Regions from separate parts of the Homo sapiens genome. Here regions 1 and 3 are each linked to region 2. The links are chromatin contacts, found by Hi-C or POLR2A ChIA-PET in ENCODE. All regions are on one chromosome and are shown on one strand. The core of a region is the stretch at or near the end of the contact, and the rest is flanking DNA. Distances in the headings are between cores, read along the strand shown.

What was found. Hi-C counts contacts between places; a loop is a spot of excess contacts on that map. ChIA-PET counts read pairs that join two places held with the same protein, here RNA polymerase II (POLR2A). Pooled maps may share reads with other maps.
Region 1: a map with no recorded cell type shows a loop between it and region 2 (2.9-fold over the local background). The contact joins the enhancer-like site here to the promoter of DDC in region 2. A Hi-C loop is called at or near these places in 2 of 168 maps with a recorded cell type or tissue (CD8-positive, alpha-beta T cell and endothelial cell of hepatic sinusoid), 2 of 37 single-sample maps with no recorded cell type and 4 of 50 pooled maps. POLR2A ChIA-PET finds 5 or more read pairs at or near these places in 3 of 52 experiments (MCF 10A, Panc1 and SK-N-SH).
Region 3: a map of K562 shows a loop between it and region 2 (3-fold over the local background). The contact joins the enhancer-like site here to the promoter of DDC in region 2. A Hi-C loop is called at or near these places in 5 of 168 maps with a recorded cell type or tissue (Caco-2, K562, PC-9 and 1 more). POLR2A ChIA-PET finds 5 or more read pairs at or near these places in 3 of 52 experiments (Caco-2, SK-N-SH and activated CD4-positive, alpha-beta T cell).

The regions. Positions count from the first base shown.
Region 1 is chr7:50,630,804-50,634,393 of GRCh38, forward strand. All of the region lies in intron 7 of GRB10 (growth factor receptor bound protein 10), which reads right to left. Among named protein-coding and RNA genes, the nearest start is that of DDC, 67 kb to the left of the region's middle. Within about 2 kb of position 2,173, at least 3 of the 41 ENCODE cell types and tissues checked have a DNase peak (open chromatin) inside an H3K27ac peak, as active enhancers do.
Region 2 is chr7:50,564,155-50,568,153 of GRCh38, forward strand. DDC (dopa decarboxylase) reads right to left here and starts at 1,251. Exons shown (of 15, transcript NM_001082971.2): 1 at 1,131-1,251.
Region 3 is chr7:50,465,661-50,469,519 of GRCh38, forward strand. DDC (dopa decarboxylase) reads right to left here. Exons shown (of 15, transcript NM_001082971.2): 13 at 1,554-1,655. Among named protein-coding and RNA genes, the nearest start is that of FIGNL1, 17 kb to the left of the region's middle. Within about 2 kb of position 2,516, at least 2 of the 41 ENCODE cell types and tissues checked have a DNase peak (open chromatin) inside an H3K27ac peak, as active enhancers do.

The DNA.
Region 1 (3,590 bases), core at 923-3,422, 68 kb after region 2:
TGCAAAGCTACCCAGGCCTCTGGCTGGCTTGGCACTGAATCCCGTTATAAAAGCCCTGAAGTGCTAATAGAAGGTTCCACTGTTCCCAGACTTTCTGTTGTCACTTTTTACATATTCACTGCATAGACAAAAAAGCAAGAGCTTAATTTTTTTTGCAAACTTAAAGGAAGAAGTTTAAGAACAATTGGAGTTGAAGGTAGATCATTATATCTCCACGGCCCCAAACTCCACTCTGGGGCACCTGGTTTTTTGTCTCAGTGGCCCCCACGGGGTTGTTGTGTGTGTGGGAGTCATTCAGGCCCCTCCTTGCTGTCAATCTTAGCACAGACCCTCACTCTTGCTTCCTGCCACAGTCTTAGACCTTGCTCTTGGATAACTTACAGGCTCAGGGAATCTCATGACTGCATCCAAAAGACCTCCTGACTGGCTGTGAGTCTTTGCTCAAGGCTCAGCAGTAATCGCCTTGTAAAAATAGCAAATGGGGCACTCTCTTTGTCCTCTTCGAGCCCTCTGCAGCATAAGATGTCCCTGGACAGACGGCCCAGCCTCCAGGGTGCACACACTGACCCACAGTACCCGAGATCCACACCTACCCTGAGACCTTCACACAGAAACCGAGACATCTGAGGGCTTCTGGGCCAGCAGCTCTTGCGACCAGTTTCATCCCAGTGCTTAATTATGATCTAGCATACTTTTTAGTTCAAAAGCTCTTTTAGGATGTAATGTAAAATGGAGTTTTTAGTAACTCTGGTAAATACTCGTGGTAAATGTTTTGGAGAAGCCAGGTTGTAATCACAGGGCCAAGTGGAGGCATTCACAGGGTAAGAGAAATTATCAAAGCAGGCAAAAGGTCCCGAAGACGTGATATGAGGTTGTGCATGTGGATGAAATCCTGTTCTGGGTGACCTACCCTACCCTACCTGGCCTCCGAGGGGCCTTGAGGAGAAAGCAGGAAGACTGCTGTGCCAGGAAGGCAAAGGAAGCCTTAACTCCACGCACATGTCTCTGCCCCTTTGACAGGAGGTGGAGCTATTTCTGGAAGGCAGAAAGCTTGCCCGATGTCACAGAGGTGGAAAGTACTGGAGCCAGGATCTAACCAGGGCTCCCCGCCCTGGCTCTGCTTGCCTTTCTTCTCCACTGCAACCCACTACCCAGCGTGTACCAGGTGGGCTCCAAGGCTTCACACAAAAAGGCTTTTGATTCCATGTGGCCCTGAAGGCCTCAAATTGGGCAGACCCTGAAGCCTGGAGGTTTGGGGTAAATTACATTTACTTCAGACTAGGGCATAACCAACCAGGGTAGGCTAAATTAATCTCACCAAAAAGGAATGTAATTCTGCCATTATTTTTAGTTCTGTTTTAAATTAATGATATTATTTCTTGATATAAGGGATAACTGAAGCACTACACATGATTATATGGCTCTACTCACCATAAAGAGAACACGCATAATAATCCTGTTCAATTATAGTGACTCAAACCTACTTAAAAAAAATGTGCTTAATAGCCTGCATTGTCCCACCTGAAGTGTTTTGTTGTTAGCCTGGGAGCAGTTCAGTGTCCCCCACCACAGCTGAGGCTTGACCCTGAGGCCTGGTCTCAGCTCCCCAGGACGCAGCACACTGCCCAGGGCTATGGAGATGAGACTTGTGGCCTGATTTCAAATACTGGAGGAGCCCCCACTGTCTGAACACAGCAAAGAGTGTGGCGCAGGTTCAAGGGGTGGCATGGGAGCCGGGTGCCCCACCCTTAGTGAGACCAGACCCAGAAGGGTGTGGCCTGATAGCCTTGGTTTCCGTTGCAGGGAGTCCTGAGGTCCTGAGTACCAGGAGCTCAGGGCAGTGCGGATGACTTGGGAGAAGCCTAGCTGGTTGGGCCAGTTGCTAGGGCTGGATGCTGGAGGGAGAACCACAGGGTTGGGGGAGTGTGAGCTGGCAGTCTCCAGGGCTACCTGCTGGGCTAAGCATCCCAGTTGCTCCTCCTACTGAAGAGACTCTGTTGCGCAGGAAAGGCAACTGTGCTGCACACTAGAGGGTTGTCCCAGTGGCCTGAGAGGTGTCCCTAGACCCCCGCCAAGGTTGGTGCTTGTACCTGCCCTGGAGAGCCTGGTCACGGGCTTGCCAGACCCAGCCATACCCAGCTCTGCCGCCCCCAGCCAGGGTGGTGGCAGAGTGCAGGACGGGATCCCTGGGAATCCCGCCCATGGCCAGGGAAACCCTGGTATTTCCCCACATCAACAAAGGCCAAAAATTCCACTGCTATTATTGCAACTGCCTCTCAACTGCAAGCGCCACCTACTGGCCTGTAGGGTGAACTGCATAACTCAAAGTAATTCCTGCTGACAGTATACAGCGGTGGGGGATGAGATAAGCCTCCTGAAACCTCCACCTCCCCATTTCTCTGTAGGAGACAGTGAGTCTGACCACTGGTCCAGCACACTGTTACTACAACCTACAAACAACTAGCATTTGAGAAAACCACTACACTAAAGCTATCTATAACCAAGTAATTCATAAAAGCCTTGGCCCCCTAAAACTACAGAGAAGCCAAGACAAAGGAACTTAACCAACATACAGAACAGTCACATCCTCAAGGTGGGGGAGGGAAGAAAAAATACCAAGCAAATGAAAGTAAATTCAAAAATAAGTAGTGACCGCTTCTACAGATGAGAAGAAACCAACACAAGAACTCCAGCTCCATGAAGAAACAATGTTGTGACATCCACATTAGCCCTCTAGCAATGGCTCCTAACCACAATGAAAACTTTGAAATGACAGATAAAGAATTCAAGATATGAAGTGTAAGGAAGCTCAATGAGAGCCAAGAGAAAGTTGAAAACCAACACAAAAAAACCAGAAGAGTAATTCTGGAGATGAAAGATGAGATAGATATATTAAAAACAAACAAAACAACAACAACAACTTTTGGAAATGAAAAGTTCACTAAAGGAATTTCAAAAAACAGTTGAAAGCTTCAACAATAGAGTAGACCAAGCAGAAGAATTTCAGAGCTTGAAGACTAGTCTTTTGAATTAGCCCAGATAAGAAGAAACAACAATTTTTTAAAAAAGAATAAAGCCTTTGAGAAATGTAAGATTATTTAAACCTAGGACTTATAGGTATTCCTGAGGGAGAAGAAAAAAAATAAGTTTGGAAACATATTTAAGGGAAATAATTCAGGAAAATTTCCCCAAACTTGCTAGAGATGTAGATATGCAGATACAAGAAATTCAGAGAACCCATTAGAGATACTACAGAAGATGCACATTCACCAAAGAATGGTCATCAGATTAATTCAAGGTCAACATGAAAGAACAAATTTCAAAAGCAGTTAGATAGAAGTGTCAAATCACCTATAATGGAAATCCCATTAGACTAACAGTGGACTTCTCAGCAGAAACCTTACAAGTCAGAAGAGACTGGGGGTCTATTTTTAGCCTCCTTTAAGAAAAAAGAAACGTAAGTCAAGAATTTTATATTCTGCCAAACTAAGCTTCAAAAATGAAGGAGAAATAAAGCCTTTCCCAGATAAGCCAATGCTGAGGGAATTTGCCACTACTAGACAAATCCTACAAAAAAATTCTCAAAGGAG
Region 2 (3,999 bases), core at 1-2,500:
TCCCTGGTTTCAAAAATGTCACATATCCACTTTGCCAGGACTTCCAGGGTAGAGTTCTATAGGGTCATCTTCATCCTACACCGCATCCAGATAAGCACAGGGAGCAAGGCTGAATGCTGGAGGGACTTACCCCAGCCATGGGAGCAGCGCTTGTCGCCCTGGACCTACACACTGGATTGCTTGGCTGCCCGACAGCACCAAGTGCAAACGGGCTACATTCACATTTCGTCTCTGCCAGCTGCAAGATCTTATGCCATCCTCCTCCCCTCCTCTGGCTGTTTGCTCACTTGTGAAATGGGGATGTGACTGGAGGTGAAGAAGGCAAACCTTCTAGACAGAGCCCAATGTAAACTGACCACTCAGAAGTAATGGTTTTAACTCACGCATGATGGAGAGCAATGATTTCCATCGATTAAGCTTTGATTCTTATATACTTCCGACAACAGACTTAAAACCAGGAGAACTTCGACTCCTTGAAGTCGATAACCGAACAATTCTCCCAATAGAAATTCCTATCCGCATATGTTTTCAGATGGGAATTGTACTCAGCATGGCAAGTTGGTGGGAAAGATCTTCTAATTCTCCTCAAATCACACTGCATAGGTAGACACCAAATTGACCTCTAAGTAAACTATAACATACACCAAAAGGAGAGAGCCCTGACGGAGCCTCAGATGTTATAAAGGGAAGGGCAGAGTTCACATTTACTAATCACCTCCATAAAATCATGGGATTTAATCCTCACAAGGTAGATACTAAGAAAATCCTCATTTACAGAAGAAACAGAGGCTGGGGGAATAAAATACCCAACACCATCCCTGGTGGTGCATGGAAAAAATAGAATCACATCTGGCCCGCATTTGCTACTGAGCCAGTCATGAAATCATTCCCAGCACCTATCAAACATGTGTCACTGGAGTGACTGTGTGTGCATGGAGAGCCACCAAGTGCACAGCCCCCACTGAACAAAAACCCCTGCCAGCCTGCAGCAGAAGAGAAAGCACCACACAAGCTCCCTCAAGTGAGTTAACCTTTAAGCAAATGTTCAGTAACATGGGGCCAGAGAGTCAAGGTACATGTTGCTGTTTTCCACTACTACAATCTGAGTAGGTATAAAATCAGAGACTTACATGCTGGAAATTCGAATTCCTTACAGGGCTACTCTCCTTGATGGGATTCTCCAACTTTGGGGACTGAAGAGCATGTGGAGAAGCTGCTGAGGCACTCGGCACTGAGACAGTCACTCTTCTTGAAACTCCAAGCCACACGTTTCCCTCTTCTTGCATTTCCAGCCACATGTGCCAGTTAAACATTAATTCCTGATGGTGACAAAGGTCAAGGAAATCTTGAGAAATAGCTCGCCTCTGGGAATCCTGAGAGCACATTCTGAAGAGACTGTTTCATTCCAAATCCTGGAAGCTTGGATCTTTCTTATGTAATTCTACATACATCCCATCTTTTACTAAGCAGCCCTGATTTCAAGTTTGGAGCCCATTAAGTCATCTGATATGTTCCAGCCCTGCACCAGGTGATGCCTGCATTGCACACAGCCTCCTGCCCCTGAAGGCAGCCCCAAAGTAAGCCTGCACTTCCCGGTGCAGCACTCAGCAATATGGGTAAGATTTCCAGGTTCAGATATCAGCAGAACCCAGGAACTCACCTTCCTTCCCCAAACCCATCAAAATCATAGTTGAGATGCATGAAACAATACTCTGAGTGGAATTTGGACAAATTTATAAAAAAACCCCAAAGTCGATAGAATTTTATGAGAGCACAAAGCAGGGCTGAGAAAGCCACATTGAGAAGTTGAGCAGGCACAGCCTGCAGGGATCTTAGGAGCTGGTCTTTCTGGCAGACCCCCAGCAGCTCCAAGCGTGGGGCTCAGTGGGTGTGAAGAGCAGAGTGAGAGTGAGGCTGGCTGCGGGCAGCTCATTAAAGGACTGGAAACAAGGCAGAGAGGGCTGTCACTAGAGCCATTTGTCACAGGCTAGATGCAGGGAAGAGCTCTCCTTGCTCTATCCTAGGGGACTGGAGCAGGCTGGGGCGGGGCACCTAGGGTTCCTATTGTTAGGACTGGAACTGGAGAGAGAAGCAGAGTGACATTGAGGAGTCTCAAAACCTCCACAGGAGCCATTGGAGGAAAGAGGGAAAAGAGAAAGAATGGCAAGTGAGCCCTCCAATGACGCACACCCAAATGCTCCCGCCTGGGGTCTCACAGGAGCTGAGAACCGAAGAAGTGATTGTCCTTGGTAAGGGGAAGAGTGAGGGAAGGGCTCCAAAGAGGGAACAGCCTCTGCAAAGTTACTGAGGATCAAGCTCGGCATCTCCCAGGCCCTGACAGAAGGCCAACTCCTAAGGACCATTCAAAGTAGGGGAGGGGGAGTCTTGCAAGCCACGTTACGTAATTTGTATCCCCCCAACTGTAATAGAAGGCATTGAAGTGTTTCTAGAAAGCAGTAACCTTAGCTTACTTATGGTTTAAGATCACTCTGGCTCTGGGGTAGAAAATGGATCAGAGGGAGATAAGGGTGAAAGGGTTAGACCCTTTAAGTTGGACCACCAATTCCCACCACATTCCTTGGATTTCTGCACTTTCCTGCAAACCAGGAGTGAATTCAAGTGAATCCATTCTAGGAGATGGGCTGGGGGAGGGAGGGGGGGCTTGAGATGAAGAAGCGTGCTAATATTCCCCATAAGTGCGTGTGTGTGTGTGCATGTTAGGAGGTTGCTGGACAAGGGGAGGAGTCAAGGGGATGGAACGACTACCCAGTGATGAAGCCAGTGGGCAGGGGATGACGGTCATAGACTGAGAGGAAGAAGACTGGGGTGGACCAGTATTGGGTGTGGGGAGGTGAAGGACACCAAGGATTCAGTTTGGGAATTAAATTTCAGATATCCACAAATCGTGTGATTTGAGATGTCCAGTACAGCTCAGAAAAAGAGGCCCAGACAGGAAATAAAGTTATGGGTTGAAAGTGTTTAGATGATATTTGAAGCAATAGGACTGGAAAAAAAACATCCATAGAGAAGAGAGACCTCAGTTTTGAAATCCTCAAAAAAGTGAACTAGTAGTGTCCAACTACTGAGCAACAGTTATCTCTCAATAGAGAAATCTACATAGGAATCAGCATCCGTTCCCAGAAGGGACTCTTTTTACATTTCCTTTCTTCTTGCAGGTGTGGGATTTATGGGGAATAGGGGTGAGGCTTCGAGGACCAAAGAAAGAAATCTAGGGCAGGATTTCCCAACCATGGCACTTTATCAGTCAGGTTTCTCCAGAAAACTGGAAATAATAGGATATGGATATAGGAATATAAGAAGAGATTTATTGTAGAAATTGGCTCATGTGATTATGGAGGCTGGGAAGTCCCACAGTCTTCCATCTACAGGCCGGAGAACTAGATAAGCTGGTGGTGTAATTCATCCTGAGTTTGAAGGCCCAAGAGCAGGAGAAGATGGATATCCCAGCTCAAGAAGAGAAAGAATTTGCCCTTCATCCACCTTTTTGTTCTATTCTGGCACTCAACAAACTGGATGTTACCAGCCCACACTGGTGAGGATGGATCTTGTTTACTTTCTGGAGATTCCAATGCCAATCTCTTCCAGAAACACCCTCATGAACACAACCAGAAATCCTGCTTTACTGGCCCTCTGGGCATCTCTTAGCCCACTTCAGTCGACACATAACATTAACCATCCCAGCACTATTACATTAAGGGTGTATAATTCTCTGTGATGGGAGCTGTCCTGTGCATTATAGAATGTTTAGCAGCATCCGGCTTTTACTCATTAGGTGCCAGTAGTCCCCAGTTGTGACAACCAAGAATGTCTCCAGGCATTGCATGTTTCCTGGTGGCAAAATTGCCCCTGGTTGAGAAAGGCTGATCTCGTGTGACCTTGTAATGCCCCAGGGCAGGGGAAGGTAGCATGGGTTGCAGCCAAGGCTGTTCCTGGAAGAGGGTGAGTCTGCTCTTCCACAGGAGCAGCAACGGCCATCTC
Region 3 (3,859 bases), core at 1,266-3,765, 97 kb before region 2:
CACGCCCAGCCCAAATGTTAACTTTAAATGAACAAAGTGAATTATATCTCAATAGAACTGTTAAAAAAATAGAATATAAAAGTCCTAGAAGAAAACTGTCAACAAAAACAAGAATGAAAACAACTGCTTGACAGCAGATGAGTCTAATAAGCACGATGCCAACACTAAGGTTGGTTGACTGGACACATCCTGGACATGGATGGACTGAGGCTCCTCCCACAAACATCCAGAGCGTGTCTTGCCCTCTCGGTCCTCTGTGCACCTCCCAGGTCTCATCACTTTGTGCTCTTCCAAGGGCTCAAGTCTCCTCTCCTGCTCTGCTACCTGCAGGCTTTCCCACGGCTGCAGCTCCTCCTCGCCTCAGAGCTCCAAGAGTCAGGTGAGGCAAAAGGACATAGTAGGTGGAGTGGCAGTGCCACACTCTGACTGGCAGCCCCTTGACAATGACACTGACCCCAGCCTGCTCCTTCTCCTGAGTGCTGTCTTTAATTTGAACAAGGAAGCCTCCTGGAAAGGCTTGAAATGATTGTGAATTAAAAGCTACCTCAGCCGGGCGCAGTGGCTCACGCCTGTAATCCCAGCACTTTGAGAGGCTGAGGCGGGTGGATCACGAGGTCAGAAGTTCGAGACCAGCCTGACCAACATGGTGAAACCCCATCTCTAAAAATACAAAAATTAGCTGGGCGTGGTGGCGCACACCTGTAATCCCAGCTACTCAAAAGGCTGAAGCAGGAGAATCACTTGAACCCGGGAGGCAGAGGTTGCAGTGAGCCGAGATTACACCACTGCACTCCAGCCTGGGCAACAGAGTGGGAGACTCTGTCTCCAAAAAGAAAAAAAAAAAAAAAAAAAAAAAACCTTATAAACCAAACAGAGCATTTGGTCTCACCTGGCTCTGTGTACACAAGGGAGATTACCAAGGGGCATGTGTGCAGTGCATCTTAGAGCCTTTTTGAGAACTGTATCATGATTCTCAGTAGAGATGGCTTATGCCCCAACCCGTGTGGGCCAGCCTGCCCTCACCTGGTGAATGCACAGCATCAGGCAGCAAAATAACAGCACGCCACAACACAGTGTCAAACAGACTCCTGTGTGGGCATCTTGTAAAGGTGCGCAGCCAGCAGCTCTAGGGTGGGGCCCAAGACTGGCTTTTCTAAGGAGCTCCCAGACAATGCTGATGATGCTGATGCTGTTGATCCACAGAAGACACTCAGATTAGTGAGGCTATGGACAGGCCGCTGTCCTCCAAGGAGGGCCAGTGGCAGAGGTGTGGGATGGAGCCTTGAGGAAGGAAAAATGGTAAAGATTCTGCGGCCAATAAGCTATGTAAGTTAGAAGTCTCATGGCAGGCTTGAGGAAGCGGGAACAGCCGCTGTGCGTGGAAACAAGGCTGTGTAGCATGGGGCAGGGCAGGCCGGTGGGCCAAAGAATGCAGGCTTTGCTCTGCCATCTCTGGAGAGCCAGTGCCAGTGTTTGAGCATGGAGGTAATGAACAACACTTTCCCCTCTGTCACATTCACAGAAAATGAAGAATGGAATAGATGTAGACAAACCTTTAGCCGAAAGCAGACAAGCCCCAGAATGACTTCCACACAGATTTCAAAGCGGGGATCCTGGCGCACCAGTGACTCAAACTCATGGGACAGCTGGACATGCTTCAAAGAGGAAAGGGAAAATCTGTTTTTCTCATGGCCATTTAATTCAGAACTTAACTACCTAGAAAACCTTATTAGACTGCCCATGTATAATTCATTTAGACGCTCTTGGCAATTTTCCTCAAGTGCTTTTACCGTTCACTGACCAGCTGTTTCCAGGCAGGCTAAGAAACTCATTCCCTACATTAGCACAGGTCTAGTGTCCTCAGAACACCAATTGTCATTTTCTTCTGTTCATGGGACTATTCTTATCCCACCCAAACTGTCTTTTATAATGTTAGAATAAACACCGTGAGGAGGTATTTGATCATTCTGGAAGAGACAATGGCTAATGCCCATCGAGTTGCTCCTCTGTGCTTGAGGTGCCAGCGCTCACCACTGCGGCATCCTCAGGACAGCCCACAACACAGAAGATATCATGATTATCCCCATTTTGGAGATAAGAAAACAGGCTGGGAGAGGGTGAGCGACATGCCCAAGGTGCACCCGGAGGCCTTGGCTGAGCTAGGATTCTAAGGCAGCCTGATGGAGCTGCAGCTCTGTGGCTGCCACAGCTGTTGCTCCTCCTCCGCGTTTGCCACCTAGAGCTGGGCATCCTGTCCGCTCTGTCACATTCAGAAACGGCCTTCCTCTCATTGAATATCACACTGACCTTATTTCACTTCCAAATAGTTATAGAACTCAGAAGCTATTCAGACAGCATGTGATCCTAGGAGAAGGAGCCCTCCGTGGCGTAGGCCCGTGCCTTGCTCATTCTAAGCCCGCGGATACAGCAGGGCCCCCATGTTGCAGGTGCTGGGGAGGACCTGCGGAAACGCGGCGCCTCGCGGGCAGGGGGTGGCTGGGACAAAAACACGTGTCATACGAGTGGTTCCTCGTCATGCCACCAGAGAGCGCCAAAGACCTCGGCCTCATGGGCGATCCCGAAAGCCGGTTCCCGCCCAAGGAGACAGGCTTTGAGCATCGCTGGACTCTGCTCCTAAGGCAGGATTGGGTCCCCTTTAAGAAAGAAGTGGAGTGTGTTTTAAACAGGAGCCAGCATGATCATAACTAGTTGTCCTTGAGCTTAAAGACGTCATCATTGTGGGGAGATAAATCCCTTATTTTTTGGCTTTCTTTCCCCAAAAAAGCTGAATTCGTCTCAAATGGGTAGAGGGGGATTTCCTACCCAGGAATTCATATACATACTCCTTTCCCAGTTCTCGCCCCCAAACAGGTCCTCATAGTGCTCGGCAGCTCCTGGAACTGTCCTCACCGAAGCTTTGGGAGTAGGCAGTTCATGGCACATCCTAGGCATTCTATGAAGCTTGCAGATGGATGTGTTTATATATGCTGTGCCACAGAGGAGGTGGCTGGGGACACCTGCCCCTGCACACCTGGTTGTGAAGTGGCAACAGGACTTAAAATGGAGGGCTGTTACCATCACTAAGGCTGAATATCATAAGTGTGCTTGTTCCCATGAAGCCTGGGGACCTCTGTCCATCAAGATGAGGCCACAGCTTAGGAAGGACACCAGGATCAGAGAGAGCCAGCAGAACAGCAGCAGGCCTTCTGCAGCTGGCTAAACGGGTGGCTCTAGGCAGATCCAGGCTCATATTCAGGACTCAGTTTCCTCATTTTTTTTTTTTTTTTTTTTTTTGGTGAGACGGAGTCTTGCTTTGTCACTCAGGCTTTAGTGCAGTGGCACAATCTCTGCTCATTGCAACCTCTGCCTCCCAGGTTCAAGTGATTCTTCTGCCTCAGCCTCCCGAGTAGCTGGGATTACAGGTGCCTGCCACCATGCCTGGCTAATTTTTTGTATTTTTTTTTTAGTAGAGACAAGGTTTCACTATGTTGGCCAGGCTGGTCTAGAACTCCTGACTTCATGATCTGCCCACCTCGGCCTCCCAAAGTGCCGGGATTACATGCGTGAGCCACCACACCCAGCCAATTGTTATTTTAAAAAAAAAAAAAAAAAAAAAAGCAGGGGAGTGGGGCTTGGAGCTGATAAGTGGTTCTCAAATTTTAGTGCATAGAGAAGGTGTCTGGTTTGCTTGTTAAAACAGAGGTTGCTGGGCCCCACTGCAGGCCGGCACTGCTGGTCTGGAAGCATGTCTGAGAACCACTGGACTAGGGAATATCTATCTTATTCTGGCAATTTTGGGGGAGAAAAACACAGTCCTTATGTTCTCATAATTGCCATTGCTCAATGAACTTCATTCTTG